Regions from separate parts of the Homo sapiens genome. Here region 2 is linked to region 1. The links are chromatin loops, found by intact Hi-C in ENCODE. Cell type or tissue: A673. All regions are shown on one strand. Links, peaks and the distances in the headings refer to the core of each region. The heading gives the core; the rest is flanking DNA. Region 1 overlaps DCC (DCC netrin 1 receptor). Region 2 has its middle 230 kb from the start of LINC01630.

The links. Peaks named below come from ENCODE experiments on the same cell type or tissue, not always from the same donor. Only the 100,000 strongest peaks of a DNase experiment are listed, where the experiment ranks them.
Region 2: a loop joins it to region 1, with 4 times the contacts of the local background. A loop is called at or near these places in 1 of 110 quality-filtered maps.

What each region holds. Positions count from the first base shown.
Region 1 is chr18:52,385,842-52,388,761 of GRCh38, reverse strand. All of the region lies in intron 1 of DCC (DCC netrin 1 receptor), which reads right to left. Among named protein-coding and RNA genes, the nearest start is that of DCC, 47 kb to the right of the region's middle. In A673, for the core only: no CTCF peak of the experiment used is centred there; DNase peaks (open chromatin) are centred at 721 and 1,311; H3K27ac peaks cover 2,500 bases.
Region 2 is chr18:51,619,929-51,622,848 of GRCh38, reverse strand. No RefSeq gene overlaps it. Among named protein-coding and RNA genes, the nearest start is that of LINC01630, 230 kb to the right of the region's middle. In A673, for the core only: a CTCF peak has its summit at 1,547; a DNase peak (open chromatin) is centred at 1,528.

The DNA.
Region 1 (2,920 bases), core at 281-2,780:
TACATATTTTCACGTGTGTGTGGGAAGGCTGCTGAAAGCAGAAGAGAAGGCCCTGGAAGGAAAAATGTCCAAAGAATACATCTCACCTTCTCTCTCCAGTTTACCTGCAGGAAGCTGACAGAAAGTTGATGGCCCAAATAAAAACTTTGCTGAAATACTCCTAGCAAAGGTTTTTTTTTTTCCCCTACACATTCTAAAAGTACTGGAAATAGCCATGCAAAATACAGTATAGATTTCCGTGGGGAAAAAAAAAAGTGGCACTTATAAAGGAAAATGCTTCTGCAATAGTAGTTTAATTTGCAACCAGAAAACAGTAATTTGGCAGAACCTAAATAATAAATAAAAATTAATTCTCTTGTCTGATCCTGGAATCTGGAGAGCTGTGTGTCAACAGCCTGGTTTATGGACTGTGGCTACAAAGCAACAAATTACTAGAAAGATACATAGCACATCTATGAATTTTAGAGCTGGAAAGACATTAGAAATCCTCTTTTCCAATGTCTTCTTCAGACACATGAAAAGTTGCCTTCTCCTAATGCCTCAATTAGCAGAAAAAAAAAATAGAGAAGTTGAACGTCACACCTAACATGAAGCAAGTTGGTGACAGAACTAAGACTGAGGCCTCCAAAGCTCGCCACTGGGTCCACAGATGTTAATGTTATTCTAGGCTTTCATGCCTAGCAATGCAGGCTGAGCCCTGCCTGGTACCAGGGAGAGCCCCTCACATAGACCACGATGTGATTAGTATGCCCATGGATGCATGTGCCATGCTGAAGAACACCCTCCAGGGTTGTCAAGGGTCAACTCTGGGCAGTGGAGCATGATTGGTGGTGGCGAGCAAAGGAAAACATTTACTTTTTACTTTTAAAACTAGATATTGGTTAAACTTTTATAAATGTGTATTATTTTCCTATCCAAAGCAAAATGTAAAGAGAAAAAGAGTTCTTTTGGATGTAACCTATGAGAATCCCATTCATTGCAGCAGAATATTTGAAAGAGTAGAGAGCATTGCAATAGGCCTCAAACAATGAGGCCAGAACAAACTATAAATAGAAATATCACATTCTTCTTCTTAAATATAGACAGTTTTTGTTCATAGATCATACTTCATTAAAGCTGGAAGGACAGAAGGAAGGAAGGAAGGAAGGAAGGAAGGAAGGAAGGAAGGAAGGAAGGAAGGAAGGAAGAAACAAAACAAAACAGCCTGGCTTTGCCCTCCCTTGCATTGGAAAGATCTTAAAGGAAGCTGGTGTCTCTGCTGCTGGTAGTAGCTCTGTCCAAACACATAGCAAGGGCTTGCAGAAGGAGATTGCTGCAGCTTCAATACACGTGAAAACAATATACCATTCTTGTGCCCTGAAGAGCTGGGAAATGTCATCATCCAGACTCGCTCTCTGGTCTCCTGTAATTTACCAATTTTTTTCTTCTCCCTTCCCACAAGATCCATTTATCCTTTGTCCTGATGTCCATGATGTCATCGGTGTTCACACACCTTCAGTAAGTCTCATAGAAAACAGGCTGCTGGAGGGCAGAGCCATACCTGCTGCAAAGCACTAACTCACTGCTTAGTACATTAGACAGGAAGCAAAGAACATGATCAATAGTTGTTGCCATTTAAGAATCTTTCTTCTATGTGTCTATTTCAATTGAAAGTGCTATTAAGAAAATATGAGAAAGACATTTTCAGCTGAATTCGGTGTAATTTGCTACTGATGAAATAAAACATCATACATCTCACCTTAGCTACTCTGCCCTTTCTGCTTCATTTTGTTCTTCAAATTGGAGTTAAACTACTGGCTTTTAAGTAGCTACAACTTATGGCATCAAAAACCAGAGCTACTCCCGTAATGGTATCTGTAATAGGTACTAGACTGGAGAGTTAGTTTCAATGAGGACATTGAGCTTATGGTGAAAGGTGATTTTTGATATATGATACATGTTGTGTAATGTGTACAAACTATGTGTGCAATTGTAATATATTAGAAATTATATATGGGAAACAAAACAGCACCAGCAATTAAATTCCCAACAATCTCTTTCCCTAATTTCTAAAACCAAAATTTGCTTATCCTGCTGTGTATTACTTGGCTGTCTTTCCCTCTGCCTAAACCATCTCAATCAAGATCTCCCAACACACATTTTCAGAAATAATGTATACACCTTGGGGTTTAAAAATCAAGGCTCTCCAAGATAATTAGCTTGGTTAATTAATATATCACTCCATTTCTTTCAAAACTCATTATGCTCACAAAAGGCCTATTGGACCAACAGAAAAGGAATGAAAATAAATGACTAGGGAAATATTACTCAAGAAAAAACATCATTTACTGATTGAAAAACTAATATGAGGATTACCAAAATCCCCTAATGACATTTCATCACAAGGTTTAAATTTAAAATCATGTTTGAGGGCAAAAAATGAAAGCTATATCTTTGTTAAGATCTTAAAACTGGAATTTAATACAGGTCTTTTGAATATGGGAAACCCCCTAAAAACCCAATCACTGTTGTTTGGTAATCTGGCAGATGGGAAATGTTCTGAAATAGCGGTTCAGAAAGATTTGGATTTGGATGCTGTTTTGCCCCCTGGAAAAGTTACTTAGGCTCCCAGAGCCTCTGTTTTCTCACCTGTGAAATGGGAAAATAACATTAATGTTGGCTAATATTGAGTTCTGACCTTATGCTAGATGTCTAGAAACAACCTAAAGGTTTCTGGTGAGGATTGAATAAGAATCTACCTATATCTGCGTAAGTATACACATATATATGCATACACATCTGTGCTATCTATATATCATGCTCAGCATGATCCCTGGGACATAGTATACACCAAACAAATATTATTTTCTACTAATTAGATGGCTATTATAGCTCGCAGCACCAATATGTGAAGAGGTAATTTTAAAAGAGGAAAACAATT
Region 2 (2,920 bases), core at 232-2,731, 770 kb after region 1:
GCCAGATGACGCCTAATTAGCCCCCCTGCTCCGGAGGCCTCACCAGATGGGCAAATGCCTGGAAGCCTTGGGGAGCCAGCAAGACGCTCTGGGAACTCCCAGCATGCTGATTCCTTTCCAGCTGCCTCTTGGGCAGTGGGGGAGGATGGTTAAAATAGTAATTGGCACCTTGGGTCAAGAGATGAGCCTTTCCCTGCCAGGAGGGAAGATGCTCTGCTTCCCCATGGGCAGCCCCCTACTCACCCTTCTCCACCAGCTTGGGTTCTGAGTTGTTGATGCTGTTGATTGAAAATGTGTGCTTTTTTAAAAAAATGCACACCAGAGGAGCTGGCACTGGGAATATTTTTCTAAATCTAAACTATGCACACCATGAATTCACAAAAAGCAAAATTTGTGAATTTTGAAACTTGAGGGAAATACATAGGTTTCATTCTTTTTCTCTCCAGCCTGCAAATGTGAGCGGCAGACAGCGTGGCAGAGGGAGGGTGAAGCAGTTAATAATTTAAACTTGACAGACTGCTATTTCTGGGCAAGGAAGAAGTCAGGACACAAAAAGTAAGGGGAAGGGGCACGATACGGAAGGCATAGGTTTTACATTTCAGAGTGTGACCAATGCCCGCAAGAGAATCCTGCGGTTCTGCTAATCAACCTGGCCACTGCACCACTGGCTACCCACAATGTGGTCGTATCTACAAGCAAAGAAGGTCGTCAGGATCCAGGCAGGAGAGCAGAATCTTACAGTGCCCTCCTCCCACTGTGCTCTGTCATCATTAGAAGGAGTTTACCTTTCAGTACCCAGCAAGGCAGGACTGGAAAAAGTGGGAATGAAGGTTGCAAACACTAAGACGGAAAAATGCAAGAAGCAGCGCTGAGAATGTACCACACGACCTCTTTGCCCTTCCCTTTTACTGGCTTCCCTAACTCTCCTTTTGTGTGACAAAGGATGTCTTTGCCTTTTGATGAAGACAATGACATCTGCGGTGTTCAAGCTCTTGACTCAAACAGCCTTGTTGTAGAAAAATAAAGGTTACGAAAACAGGAGAAATCTGCCTGCTACCACAGCCCTCGCGCCTCGGTTTGTGATTCCCTGCAAGCGCCCATATGGATTCGGAGAGGCAGCCCATGTGTTTCATCTGGTGGTTTCCTTTTTTAAGCAGTCGCAAAGTGAACTCACATCAGAATTGGTTAGCTTATAATCACCCTCTAGCCCAGTAATGATTGTTTTCTAATTAAAATATGAGGAAAACTTTCAGAAGAAAATGTAATAAGACTGAGAAAATAAGCATACAAATAATATTCCTTATTTACCCTTGCGATTAATGTCCCTTACTTATGGGACCAATGTGAGAATGGATTACATTTTTGGCCAGCAGAGGACCAAGCTAACAGCCAAACGTCTTTGAGCAATCTCAGCTCTCTGTAGTTTCTGGAGTATAACATATTTTCTGCCGGCTTTGGCTGATACAGTGGACATTAATTGTTAATTCTTCTCCAACAGCCGTCTGCTGAAACGCCGATTCCCTGCAAATCTGGGGAAACAGCGCCATCTAGCAGCCTTTGCTCCAAGTGCTTCAAAGCTGGGTTCATTGTTGACTGGGCTAGGTGGAAAGAGACAGTTCTTTTGGGGTGGACTAAGTTGGAAAGATGCTCCCCACAAATCCACCTCTGGTACCTGTGAGAATAATCAGTTTGCAAAAGTCTGGGCTCCATTTTGCTTCAGGAAGACAGCTCAGCTTTCTACTCTGGATGGATCAGCGGAGTTTCATAACATTGCATTAGCATAGAGCATTTTATCCAGAAGATACCTTGGGGCCATAGGTTTAACAGATGAGGAAATTGATGCCGGGAAGAAAAAGGTACCTCTTCAAGGGCACACAGCTAGTGTGTGTTTAAGTCAGGCTCAGAAGCCAGAACCAATTCTACCATTCCCAGAATAGGAACAACCATTTATCAAAGGCTAGCTAAAGATGAAGGCAGGAATAAGACACAGAAGTTAGAGCATCCATCAGTAAGCAGAATCTTTCTGAATCTATAATATAATATCAGTGGTATGGCAAGATGCAGATTAAACCCAAGGGCAGATTTCGACCTATGTCTAGAACACAGGCACATGCTATGTGTTAGAGCATCCATCAGTAAGCAGAAGGGATGGGTATCTTTCTGAATCTATAATATCAGGGGTATGGCAAGATGCAAATTAAACCCAAGGGCAGATTTTGACCTATGTCTAGAACACAGGCAAATGCTATGAACAAATCTTTGAGCAGCCAAACACTGATTTGGACTTATCTTAGTCTGCTTAGGCTGCTATAACAAAATACCTTAAGCTGAGTAAGTTATAAACCATAGAAATTTATTGCTAACAGTTCTCAGGGCTGGCAAGTCCAAGATCAAGACATCAGCAAATTTGGTGTGTGGTAAAGGCCTGTTCCTCATAGGTGGTGCCTTCTGTGTGCCCTCACATGGTGCAGGGGGAGTGGGGCTTGCTCAAGCCTCTTTTATAAGGGCACTAATCCCATTCACCAGGGTGGAGCCCTTACGACTTAGTCCCTTCCCACATGCCCCACCTATTAATACCATCACACTGGTTATTAGATTCCAACATATAAATTGTGAGAGATACCAACATCCAGACCATAGCAGGACCATTCCTCAACCCAGCTTCCCTGTGCTCTGACCAGTCAAATTTTTCCCACAGAGAACAACGGTGGCAGGTTTTAATTTTAGAAACAGAGGTTTTCAGGTTTTTCACCTCCAAAGGCTCTTTGTAACTTTAACTTCATATGTGTCAGACTGTCTCTCTCTCAGTGAAGGAATATCTTGTAAACTCCTCCCGTCGAAGCTGGAAGCTGGAAGAGACCTCAGGGAAGACTTCGGCCAGCAGGGCTCACCCCTGAATGCACATCTGAATCACCAGAGG